2 separate regions of the Mus musculus genome follow, and region 2 is linked to region 1. A link is a loop called in an ENCODE intact Hi-C map of the cell type or tissue named here. Cell type or tissue: heart. All regions are shown on one strand. Links, peaks and the distances in the headings refer to the core of each region. The heading gives the core; the rest is flanking DNA.

Region 1 (8,534 bases), core at 1,502-6,501:
CCAAGCGCTCAACATCACCCTCAGGAAACAGCCAGCACCCAGCAGCCCATTATCACACATATAAGTTCTTCCTGATCCTTCTTGTACAGCACGGCTTTACACTCCAGGGAGGATGCCATAGATATAATATATACTACTGAGCAAAGGGATCTTCCAAACCCAACTGGCGCCCTGTCCAGACACCCGCAGAGGGCTCCTGGGGTCACTTTCATTTCTGTCGGTGTGGTAAAACACCCTGGATAAAAGCAACTTAGGGAGAAAGGAGGCGTTTTTTGTTTTTGTTTTCTAACGATTTATTTATTTCATGTATGTGGGAATACTGTTGCTGTCTTCAGACACACAAGAAGATGGAATCAGATGCCCATTATAGACGGTTCTGAGCCACCATGTGGTTGCTGGGAATTGAACTCAGGACCTCTGGAAGAGCAGGCAGTGCTCTTAACCTCTGAGCCATCTCTCCAGCCCAAGAAAGGAGTTTTTATTTCAGCTTGCAATTCTAGGTTATAGTCCACTATTGTGGGGGAGTCAGAAGGGGACTTCAAAGGGTTTGTTACCTCACATCTAAAGTCAAGAGCATAGAGAAATGATTATACACACGGTTACCAGCTCCTGTGAGTTTTTGTGTTTAGCTCAATCTCTCCAACTCTTAGCCAAGGTCAGGACCTCCTGCTTAGGGAATAGTGCCACCCACAGTGGGCAGGTCTTCCCACATCAAATAATCTAAGACAATCCCCACAGACTTGCTTATGGCCAAACCAATATAGACAATTCCCATTGAGACTCTTCTCAGGTGATTTTAGACCATGTCAAGTTGAAAATTAAACCTAACTGTCCGATCTGCCTCTTGTATCACATCTACATGAGGATTCTTTGGGTTACTAATTTTTCATCTGGAAGTCCATTTAAGAATACTGACATCCAGATGGAGCGTGCCTTTAAGCTCAGCATTTGAGAGGCAGAGGCAGGTCTCTGTGGGCTCTGTGTCTTTTGAGGCCATCCTGGTCTCAATGAGAACCCCTATCTGTTATGGTTTGTATATGCTCTGCCCAGGGAGTGAGAAGGTATGGCCCTGTTTGGAGTAGGTATGTCACTGAGTGTGTGGGCTTAAGACCCTCATCCTACTGTCTGCAAGCCAGGATTCTGCTAGCAGCCTTCAGATGAAGATGTAGAACTCTCAGCTCTGCCTGCCTGGATGGTGCCATGCTCCCACCTTGATGATAATGGACTGAACCTCTGAACCTGTAAGCCAGTCCCAATTAAATGTTGTCCTTATAAGAGTTGCCTTGGTCATGGTGTCTGTTCACAGTAGTAAAACCCTAAGACACTGTCTAAAAACAATAAAATAAAAAGAATAACCCCAATTATCTCTCTCATCTATCAAAATATATCATCCTTATCAAAAGTCCATACAACATTATGTGTCTACATCTTATCCACCATTACCCCAGAACACAAGTCCTTCTAATCCAGGGATGGCACCACTGTCCTCTGAGCTGACCTCTGCCCTTGTAGGAGCATCTGTTAAAGGGTGCGAATAACTCATTGCAGTACTGTTGGTACTCATCTTACATCCAGCTTTCCCCAAACTCTTCCAACTCTTCAAGGGTAGCCCACTGGTAACAGCCTCTGCATGGGTAAGGGGGTCAAGGTCAGGGAAGCTAAGCGTCAAGCTCACAAGGACACAGAGTGGGAATGACAAGCTGGTTTGAGCTGAGTTCTCTATTACCCCAAACCTTTCTTTTACAATAATAGTCTTATCACAGTGCAAGTCCACAGTAAATGTCAGCGAATAAATGTCTACTTAATCTTAGAGTTTCCAGGCAGGATTGTGTGTGCATAGCCTTGATACAGGAAGACTTATTTTATAATAGAGTCATGCTAACATGTCCCTGCGGAAATGAAAGTCAACTGCTAACCTCGGGGCAAAACTCACAGCAATGGGCTTATATGTCTGTCACTAGCTCTGCCCGTCAGCTTTCTATTATTGTCATAAAATATCCGAAACAATCAACTGTAAGAGTAAAAGAGAGAAGTTCTTTTGGGCTTACAGTTTTGGTTAGCGAATGTGCTGCCTTTGGGCTGTGGCGAGGCTGCACGTCCTGCTGGGAGCACCTGGTAGAGGAAGATGCTCACCCGTGTCACAGCGCCTGGAAGCCACGGAAGAGACGAGGCTTGCTTTTGAACTCAAGGTCCATGACCATGGGTCTTAGTCAGGGTTGCACTGCTGTGAACAGACACCATGACCAAGGCAACTCTTATAAGGACAACACTTAATTGGGGCTGGTTTACAGTTTCAGAGGTTCAGTCCATTATCATCAAGGTGGGAGCATGGCAGTATCCAGGCAGGTATGGCACAGGCAGAGCTGAGAGTTCTACATCTTCATCGGAAGGCCTCTAGGAGAAGAAGGCTTCCAGGAAGTTAGGACGAGGGTCTTAAAGCCCACGCCTACAGTGATACACCCACTCCAACAGGGCCACACCTTTTAATGGTGCAGCTCCCTGGGCCGAGCATAGACAAATCATCACACGGTGTTGAGATAACTTTCTTTTTTTTAACTTTGTGTAAAGGTATGTCTCTGTATTTTCAATTGTTGATTCCGTAGGACAGAAAGCTAAATGCTGGCAGGAGAGTGGCATTGTTATGTCTACAGCCTTCGCCAGCCTTATGTTTGTAAATAGTTGTCCGTCCGCACCTGCTTAGACACTTGAAGGTAATCCTAGAGGCAGATTGTCTCACTGCTGATTGGTTGTAAATAAAGATCTCACAGCCAATAGCTGGAGCCGGAAATGGAGGGTGGGACTTCTGGGCACGGAGATTGCGGCAAAGGGAGAGCCGACCCAGAGGGAACAGACAAGGACTGAAGATGAGCAGAGAAAGCTATAGAGCTAGCCATGTGGCCAGTTGTAGGCTAGTTAGTCAGGTTAGGTATAGAATAGCCAGGAGACTGCCCAAGCAAAAGGCCTCGGCTTCAAACTATATAGAAGACTCCATGCGATTATTTATACTGCTGATTGTGTCGGAGAAAGTCCCACTATAGCCATGGCATAACACCCAGCTTCCTCCCACTAGCACCCCTCTCTTAAGGAGCCCACCACCTCCCAGTTGTGTGACACCGGGGATCAAGTTTGGGCTTCGGGGTATTTCAGATCAAAATTGTAGCACGAGTTCACTGAACAAGCTGGGCTCCCTTTGACGTCCTCTCTCAGGGTCACCCCACCCTATCCCTTGGATAAAATCCTGAGCTGGAATCATGGTTCTTCCAGCCTTTCTCATAGAATGGGACCTCTATCGAGGCGGATCGTCTAATGTTCCCACAGGCCCTCTGCAGGAGTGTGGCCTCCCTGCTAACACTGCGCACCCTGATATTTTTATACACCAGAAAAATGATTTTAATCACGTGTAAGAATACAGGGTGGCTCGTGAGGTTGCCTGACTGTAGAGGGACCCATAACACAGAGAGAAAGATGAAAGAGAAAGACCACCCAGGAGGTCCACAGAGTGAAGAGTTCCGTCTCTCCAGGCCCACAGACAAGGGGGATTCACGGTGCATTTAGGAAAGTAACCCCACACCTACCTGGTGTCCTAGAAAACGTCCTGATAATACTAAACTCTAAACTCTTTTGTTCCCATCCTAGAGCCCTTAGGAATTGAGTCAGCCACAAACTTCTGAATAGGGACCTGCCCCTCCACGAAACAACTGCTTTCTTGACCCAAGCGCCAACCGTATCTCCTTGCAGCAGTCTGTGGAAGGAGGGGACACCCCTCTCACCCAATTTCTCTTCTTCAGTGTTTGCTATTTCTCGTCAAGACCCAAGCTACACCTCAAATTTTGAACCCCATCCATTACCTCAGAAGTCATCCACACTGCCCCAATGGCGGCGGAAGACAGGGGTTCATGGTCTGTCAGTTCTTACTTATGAACACTAGGTGGCGACATTGCAATGGGAAGATGAAACATTGCTGCGTTCCTATGAGAAACCAACACGCTGGTGAAGAGATTGGTTTATACACCAGGATAACAAGCCCAGCGGCTGGACTGTATGTCGATGCCGATGCGATGCCGAGCTGAGCGAGTGTATGAGGTGCTTGTTAGTAGGGAGTTGCCTGTATTTGATCGTTACGCGATCTCCCGCAGAGCGCCATCCTGTCACCGCAAGTTTTCCCAGGGAGAGACCAAATAGGTCATCTTGAAATCAATTTATTGTAGTCCCTGAAACCTATGTCATAATAATCTCTAAGACAACTCCGAGACCAGGATTAATAAAGACACACAGTCTCTTGTAAACTGCTGGGAGAATAGGCGTCAGGTATTCTCATCAGAAACAATGACTGCGGGGTAGATATATTAGTTGGCTTGATCTGGTCATTTCATAGTGCAGAGATAACACCAAAACATTGAGCCGCACCCAATCAATAGCTATAATTACTTGTGAGTTAAAAAATAATAATAAAACAGGAAAGTAAAACGTAAAAGAACTAAAAGCAAAAAGAAGTCTACAGGTGTCTCTGTGTCGGGACACACATTTCTGAGTTTGGCTGACTTGCCCACATTCCTAGGAAGGACGTAGGTGTGGCTGTATGATCAACTTCAGCAGTTTTAAGTGCCTACTATGTGCTTTGGTCCCAAGGCTCCTGCAAGCCTCAGGAAAGCCCAGTTTTCTCATATTCTACCCTCAGACGTGCAAATAGAGACTCTGAGACTGGGAATTTGAGGGAAGCAGGAAGGTGGCTGTTCCCTGTTCCCTGTCCACCCTATCATGCTATACAACCAGGACCACTCCTGAAAGTTGACCCGGGAGGTCCTGGGATCCTGAGGGCACTCAGCTTCCCTCTTGCAGGCACTCTAGCTGAATCTGTGGATCTCCTCTGCCCCCTGACCCTTGGTGCCTGGCTGAACTTTCCCATCAAGACAGCCCAGAAGAAGAGGGACTCTGACACTCAGCCAGGTACCACTCACCTTCAGGTCTGTCCTCTACGCACAGGATCATGGAGACAATGGCTTTCGCCCCAGCTCATGGGTCTTTCCTCAAATGTTTATCCCCCAAAGGCAGGGAGGAGTAACAGTTGTGCTGTCCTCTGAGCTCCTGTGCAGCAGGAGACAGAGACTCTGCACCCAAGCAGAGAAAGCCCACGAGGCAGGCACCCAGGAGTTAACTCCAGCACCACAATACCTCCTAGCTCCCCTTCATTCTTTGGATCCCAAGTGATGGCCAGAGATCACTCTTCTTGTATTAAAAACCAACAATAATTAAACACCCTGCAGTGGCCTGAGAAGGAACCTCTAAACAGTCTTAGCCAACTTTTCTTCCCGCAGCAGCAGGGGGCGCTGCTGGGGCTGGAGGTCACTAGGTGTCCACTTTGCCAGAAAACTCTTTAAGCTTGAACTTATCATCAAGTCCTTTGGAAAATTCTGGACTTTAAGACTTTAGTCAATGACTTACTCTGGAACATTTAAATGAAATTAAGCTGTAGGCTGACATCTGGGTCACTGACTCTGCCCCCTTGCTTAGGCAGCTGTGGCCAACCTGTGTATCAGCACTTGGAACTCTCTGTGTATCAGCCTTTCTAGTCCCCTCAGCCAGTCTGCGAGCAAATGCTCTGACCAGTGACACTTTGCAACAACCCCCAGGGCAAGGACAGGCTGCCTGCCTGGTACTATGAGTCACTTTAGTAACCACTACTACCCATAGCATCCCTTCCTCGAAGGGCAGCAATGGTCTGATCTCAGTGTCATAGTAAGATGCGTCTCTAGTGTCCACTCCCAAGAGCTGAACCTGGCAGATAGCTAGAGTGACTCCAAGCCTTGTGCTTGGGCAGGAGACTTCTTGTAGACACTGACATTAGGTCACAGGAGAACTGTCAGCCTGCTTCATGCACTTCTTGGTTGTCATTATCGAAAACATCAGCTACTGGAGTGTATGATAAGGGTCCCCTGGAGATCAGTCCAAGGTGGAAGGGGTAACAGACAATGAGCAGTGTCTCTGTGATGTTGTTGCTTACAGCCAGGGACACCACTGTTTCCCACCTGCTCTGTGCTGAACTCACGTTGGCTCCCTGAGGCACCTACACAAGCTGCCCATGCAATAAACCTTACCCAAGTGAAGGAACATACACACAGACAAAAGCAGAAGCCCTCACCTCTTAGTTTCACACAGAGGCTCAAAGTGGCCTCAAATATACATCGGAAATTCCACAAGTGTGACCTTCGGTAGCATAGCCCCCGTCAGTTGCGTGCAGGCAGAGTGCAGAGGTCCTCCCTCTGTTACCGCAGAGGTCCTCCCACAGTTACCACGCACAAACTCTGGGAAGTTGATGGCCTTAAGGCCTGCAGACCCCGGCTTAGGGCATAGAAAGAAAACTTTTTGTTCCCCCACAGCCAATCATAAAACTAAGAATATTGAGTGTGAGGTCCTAGTGAGTAAAAGCTGTTGCCTGGCCTGATGATCACCTAGCCATGACCAGTCTCTGGGACCTAAAGGATTAAAGAAGAAAAGTGACTCATTCGAGTGCACACATGCACACTCACACACACATTATATATATATATATATATATATATATATATATATAAAATATATTATATATAATATTATATAGTCACACACAATAACTCTGACAGTTGAACCATGAGGATATTACCCTCATTTTTCTAGCTTTCCGAGTCATCTGTAATGCAATTCTCTGACACACCATGCTTGACTATAGAACCTCCCGTTCTAGAATAGCCTTACGTCCCTCCAAAGGAAGGAGCACTGTCCAGAGAGGTGACGAATGGCCTGGACAGACAGCCTCCCTGGGCTAGCCCACCTCAGCCAATTACTGCTGGGTTACATTCTTTTTCTTCAATTGTGTATCTTCGCCAAAACCAATGATAAAAATTAGTTTATTATAGATCTCTGAGCTTTAAATATGACGACTCATGTCATGAAATACAATGTCAAGTAGATTTGTCATTGCTGTCTTCCCTGAAGAAAAGGAGTGAAAGGGAATAGAGGGAGGGAGGAATAAAGGAAGACAGACAGACAGACAGACAAGCCAGGTAAATGCTTCAGGACTGCCACTCCCCCCTCCTCACACATATTGACAAGGTGTTGCTTGTTGGACTGGCCTGTGCGCCCCTGCTACCACTCACTGCCATGATTCATTTTGAAAACCCTTGAAAGCGTATCCTGCCAGTCTAAGATCCTGTTCACCTGTGACACAGATAATAAGAAACTAACGTTATCCCCAGCAAATAATAATTTTTGTGAAATCATAAGAGTTTTCTCTCTTTTCTGCACACATTGAGAGCTTTTGTTTTAATTTTGAACCTACAGGTCAAAGAGCAAGAAAAGTGAGGTTTGGGACTAGGGCTTGTCTTGTGTATTATCCTGACAGTGAGACAGGAAAAGAATAAATCTCCACTGAGAGAGTTCACAACATTGCAAGTATCCTTGTGGCTGGACATAGTGTTCCCTGATCCCAGAAAAATACACACACACACACACACACACACACACACACACACACATGCGCGCGCACGCGCGCGCACACGCACACACACATAGACATATACAAACACATGCACATGTATACAAACTTGTTCCCAGCCACCACCACGCCCTAACCAAGAGATGGAGCCTGAGTTTCCTCCTGTTGCAGCTGGAGACTGAGGTCACATTACAGTTGCCCCAGTTAGTAGAATGTTATAGACAGACTAAGGAACTTTCAAGGCTGATGAGTTTCTCACTCATCTCTATCTTGTTATTGACAGGTGGAAAGTGTGTGATGCTGGACTGAAACAGGCAGGAGACATCACAGCAGGAGTGGTCTCCAGAGCCTCTGGGGAGGGGCTCAGGTTGAATTGTCTCCTGAGAGATGGCAGCATATGCTAAGAGTACATGAGAGAAAGGGGGAGAAACAGAAACAGAGACACAGAGACAGAGACAGAGACAGAGACAGGGAGAGAGGGAGAGGGAGAGAGACAGAAACAGAGAGACAGAGAAGGAGAGATGGAAGGAGAGATACAGAGAGACAGAGAGGAAGAGAGACAGGGAGAGAGACAGAGAGAGAGAAGGAGGGAAGGAGAGAAAGAGACGGAAAATTTCTTCAGAGACCATTAATCCTACTGATTGATTTATTTTTTAACTCAAAAAAGTTGTGTGCACCATGCTGTATTGCTGTATGCATACATTGCGTGGTACCTAAAAATCAGGCCTATATGTTAAATACCCCTACACACCTTTAAGGGGGTGGGGGTAGTACCACTTAAAAGATCTGCTCTTAAAATATTTTCAGGTATTAAACCCTGTGGCACTGTCTGTTGTCGCTATAGTGTACAAGATGGGTCCTGTCCTTACTCCTGCCAATTGAAAGTTTGCCTCTTCAGCCACCGTGCCCTAAAGCCATTAGCAAACTGCCCTTTCACTATTGTTGAAACTACAGCATTTTCGACTCCGAGAAGTAAGACCTTATCGCATGTGTCTGTCTGTGTCTAGCTAAATTCTCTGAACAAGTCTTCCAGAGTCCTCCGTGGTGTCATGAAGGACAGAGT
Region 2 (5,000 bases), core at 1-5,000, 100 kb after region 1:
CACATCCAAGCACTTATGCCAAGTACTTAACATGCTCAGAGACAGCGACGACAGGCCTGAATCATCTAGTACAGCTCCATCCCCGTCTCCAGTGCCAACGCCAAACCTCTGAATGATGACAGTTCAGAATTCATGCCCTCTATCCATCACACTGCTCCTTGTTCTCTGGGACTTGGTGGATAATGGAAGCTGTGACTGACAGGGAGGATCTATTACCATCCCCTGTGTGAAGGAAAACACTTAACAGAGGCCAGCTCGACTTTTAGGGATGAGGGGGAAACCCTCCTGCTGTTCTGTGTGGGTCTTCCCACTGCCTCTCAGTATCTAAAATCCTGAGCAGACTTGTTCCTAACCCCAGGAGACTTCAAGTGGCTGCAATGCCCCTGTGCCCCTCCTCTTGCTCCAGGCATCCCATGTTACTCACAGTGATGTGGACAATGTAGGGACCTTATTCCTCTCAGACCAAATGGAGCTTAGCCAGGCTACCCGCGCTGGCCCGTACCATGCCTCACCCTAGACCATCTGTGCCTTTCCACTACTTGGCCTTTGCAACATAAGACATCCCCGATCCCAGCAGCTGGGAGGGGCCCCAGGGGCCATGAGTGGAAACTATATGAGAAGCCTGGAACACTTAACAGCCAATAAGAAATGCCCCCAAAGTCCTATTTTGTTTCCTCTGACATCACAAAGAACAGTTATAACAACGGGTATACTTCATCATCCTGACACCACCAGTGAGGACAGAGGGCTCTCTCCCACCCCTACCCCCCCACCCCGGCAGCCTTCGATGGGCAGAGTGAGAGCAAGTCATAAACGTTTGTTGTTCTGAGCGACTGAGAGTCACATGTTCCTTCTTGCTATGACACACTTTGGCCCATCTTGTCTGATGTAGTCAGAGCCTCGGAATGAGAAATCAATGAGAAAAGCAAGGCTGTGTTCTTCTCCCCTCTCTATCCTCCTGAGCATCCTTCCGGACCTTGGTTTAATAAGCCACCGAGGCTAGTGTGACATGCTCCTGATGCTGAGTACCAGGTGGAAGGCCACCAAGCATGCATCAGGCTTATTCTGGTGGGTAGTCAGCTGGGTTGCTCCCAGCTCAGACCGAATAAGTGCTATAGAAATATGCCCCACGCTTGAACCTACCAGAGGAAGTATAGAAAGGTAGATTGAAACTCTGAGCATGCCCATGGCTAGTTCCATCCCTTATCACCGGCAGACACTGTTTCCTCTGGCCGAGCTGTTGAATGGTACCGATACCCGTGATTCACTGAATGAGTTATAAATAGACACCACTTCATGTAGACCACAGTCTGAGACCCCATATCCTGCTTTCTGTAGTTATAAATAGTAAGAATGATCTCACTATAGACATTGTGGGGTTCTGAAAAGGTGACAGTTAAAGTCAGGCTAGCCTACACATACATGCCTGTGATCCTGGGCTAAGGGGACAGGCTACATGGTGAGAACTGGTCCCAAAAAAAACAAAACCTAACAAGCAATGCCTGCCAACTTGAGAATAGCCGAAGGGTTTGTCATGAAGCCAGAACCACTGTTAAGGAAGAATAAATCTAAATATGCATGGAAAAGTTGGCATGCCATGAGACTAGCAAAATCAGAGGGGGTGAGGAGACTGCTCGGTGATTATAGCACTTGCTGCACACACACACACACACACACACACACACACACACACAAGGACTAGAGCTTGGATCCCCAGAAACCCACATAAATATCAGGTAAGCATGGTTGTCCCACCTGTAATTGGGAGGAGACAGGATCTTCAGAGCAAGCTAGCCTACAAGACCAGCTATAAAGGGCAAGCTCTAGATTTGATTGAAAGACCCTGCTTCGTGGCTGACTAAGAAGAGTGACCAAGGGAAGATCTCTGCCATCAACCTCTGCTCTCTACATACCCATACATACACATGGGCATGTGTGCACACACATTTGCTCATACACGTGTATATACACATACATATATACACTTACACCTCTATCATGCACACATTAAACACACCCACACTACACACACACACAAAGATAGAAAAAGAAAACCAACAACAATAAAACAAAGAACTCACTATTTTGTGTAGCCCTTTCACAAGCCACCAAATGGGCCACTTATTTAAGAGTGTATAGGGCAGGCCTGATGCCAGGTAGGACTGGGGTACCTGCCAAGCTCATTACACTTCTGACTTACTGCCCAGATTCTAGTAGTCAGTTTCTGTTTGCTGGCAAATATTCCCATCTGGATATTCCTGAGTCCTCACTCCACTCCCACCCCTCCTCCCAGTCCCTGCAGACCTCTCCCGAGCCTCTAGTTTGTCCTAAGAGCACCTCTGCTTCCTCTCTCTCATCAGCCAGCCTGGAAACAAGACAAATCTGACATGGTCACTTCTACAGGGCACTTTGATCTACTCTTGTTTTCCATTTCTACTGCCCCCTACAGGCCAGCACCCCTGTGCTGCCCCCAAAGCTAGTGTAAGAACTGTCTAGCATAGCTCTGTCCCAGAAGACAGGCTCCTGTCCAGCAGAGACATGTCTCCTTTCTCTGGCATCCACCATGCATTCACCCACATCCTTGCTTTCCCAGGAATTTTTAAAATTAAATTTATTTTTTGTCCATCAAAATATGTAAATTCTTATTGGTAACTAAAGAACGCATTAAGGACTTGGTTTTAGCCATCTCGAGCAACTAAAACATATTGTATAAAAATCAATACCAAAAGAGAGTAGAATTATAGTCTAGAATTTAAGACTCTTTTTAAATCAGTTTTGTTTTTCCTTGATTAAATTCGCTCTTAGATAATAATATACATGCCCATGGTGCTAGATTCTGGGAGAGAAGGAACCGTTGTCTCCTTTTAAGCGAGATTTAACTTTATTTTTATTCATGGTCTAAATATTTTCTCCCTGTCACTTCGGCTTCTCACTTGTCTGTGTGACCAACCGTTGGCTGCCAGGACACAGGTCTTGGGAGAATAATGCCACATGACAGTTTGGGGTTTCTCTTCAGTGTGCTGGTACAGAGGGCAGGGTAGATAGGAGGAGAGACTTTTCATAGCCTCACAGGAAGAGGAAGTAGAGAGTAGATGTCTATATCCCATACCAGAAGTGTGGAAGTAATATGTTTGGCATGAGGGGGACCCCTAAAGCTAGGGAACGGGGCAGATAGTGAGAGGTAGGCAACCCATATGAGTCCCATGAAGGCAGGATTTCTGGAAGGAGGTGTGTGTGTGTGTGTGTGTGTGTGTGTGTGTGTGTGTGTGTCTGTGTGTGTGTGTGTGTGTGTGCGCGCGCGCGCGCTCACATGCATGTGCTCACTCACTCTCGACTTCACATATCTCTGTGTGTGTGTGCACGCAGAGGCCAGATGGGGTCACTGCTACCCTCTATCACTCTTCCCTTACACTTTGAGGCAAAGTCTTTCACTGAAGCTTGAGTGCATCTCCATTTTTTTTTCTTCTAGCTAGGCTAGCAGGCTGTAAGTCCCAGCAATTCTCCTGCCTCCACTCTACCCAGTGCTAGAGTTACAGTTGTGCACAGCCACACCCAGCTTTTTCTGTGCTTATTGGAGATCTGAACTCGGTCCCTCATGCTTGCCACACAAGCACTCTCCTTCATGGAGCCATCTCCCCAGCCAGGGGACCAGATCTCTAAAAGACACAAACATGGCCCACGGTCATGGAAGGCTCACAGCCATGGAATGCACATAGCCATGGAAGGTCCACTGAAGATCCAGACTGGAGTTCAGATTGAAGACCATGGAAGCCGCAAGGTTTGTCTCCCAGCTCTCAGTGTTGCCTGTCAGCTCAACAAAGCCTTTCAACTAATACACATTGGTCTGCAATGATGTGCATTATGTAAATTCCTTCTGGTTACATAAGGATCAACCTTATGATATGAAGAACTGCAGCTAACAACACCAGGCCCTATTTCCCTTATCTGTAAAGCACCACACTTGCTGGGAGGATGTAAACCGGACTAGGAAGGATGGTACTCTCAGATGGCAAGCCAGCATCAGAGGACAATGCCCCTGCAGTTATGAGGATGATCTTCATATTGTGAATAAACATCTTGGAGAATTCCCTACTCAGGAAGCAACTGGCCCTTCTTCCCTGAAAGTCGGTGAAACAGCTCACAGCCAGATTTGGCTTCCTACTTCTCAATCTAGACTCCTTGGTCATCCTTGACACCAGCGTCCGGTCTCCCCAGGTGGGAAGAGAAAGAAGCCACAGGCTGCTTAAGTGACTTGCCTGTCAAGCCTGTGTCTCTGCCAGTGCACGTGACCCTAGCACAGACACCCTCCCTGGCTAAACAGAATCGGGGTGACCCTCTGTTGACCTGCAGCCTAGAATCCATCCATAAGTGTTCTCAAATGAGCAATCATCCGCAGCAGCCCTGGGCTCTGACTGACTTACCAGAGCAAGGGGAGACAGGATGCTGCTATAGTTTGAATGTCCCCCAGAGGACTATGTGTTAAAGGCCTGATCCCCAGGCACTACTGGGTGAGGTGGAGCCTGGAGGTAGGTCTTTAGGGATTAGAGGTGTGCTCTTAATGGGGATTGTAAGACTCCCTCTCTCTCTCTCTCTCCCTCTCTCTCTCTCTCTCTCTCTCTCTCTCTCTCTCTCACACACACACACACACACACACACACACACACACATCTCTCTTTTGCTTGCTTCTTGGCTATGCAGTGAGCAGATCTGCTTGCTCCGTCACATTCCTGCTATGGTGCTCCATCACAGACCCAAAACAGAGCTGACCAGTCAAAGACCCTGTAGCCAAAATAAAACTTTCCTCCTCATAAGCTGAGTATCACAAGTGTTGTGTTATGGCGCTGGGAGCACGGAGAGAAAGGTCTGCATCGATAGGAAACAGATAGGATTCTGCTGTCCCGTGAGACTAGGATAAAGTTCTCTGAGTGCTGCCAGGAAGCTCTGAAGCTGCCCGCTCTGAAGAAGACTCTTTCATGTGGTTACTCCAAGCGGTGAAGCCT

What was found. Hi-C counts contacts between places; a loop is a spot of excess contacts. Peaks named below come from ENCODE experiments on the same cell type or tissue, not always from the same donor. Only the 100,000 strongest peaks of a DNase experiment are listed, where the experiment ranks them.
Region 2: it touches region 1 in a loop (11-fold over the local background); 4 of 42 quality-filtered maps call a loop at or near these places.

What each region holds. Positions count from the first base shown.
Region 1 is chr1:181,541,000-181,549,533 of GRCm38, reverse strand. No RefSeq gene overlaps it. Among named protein-coding and RNA genes, the nearest start is that of Gm32767, 5.3 kb to the right of the region's middle. In heart, for the core only: CTCF peaks have their summits at 3,919 (motif pointing right) and 5,324 (motif pointing right); no DNase peak of the experiment used is centred there; H3K27me3 peaks cover 786 bases.
Region 2 is chr1:181,443,270-181,448,269 of GRCm38, reverse strand. The region is part of intron 3 of Cnih3 (cornichon family AMPA receptor auxiliary protein 3); the gene reads right to left. Among named protein-coding and RNA genes, the nearest start is that of Ccdc121, 66 kb to the left of the region's middle. In heart, for the core only: a CTCF peak has its summit at 2,443 (motif pointing left); no DNase peak of the experiment used is centred there; H3K27ac peaks cover 2,780 bases.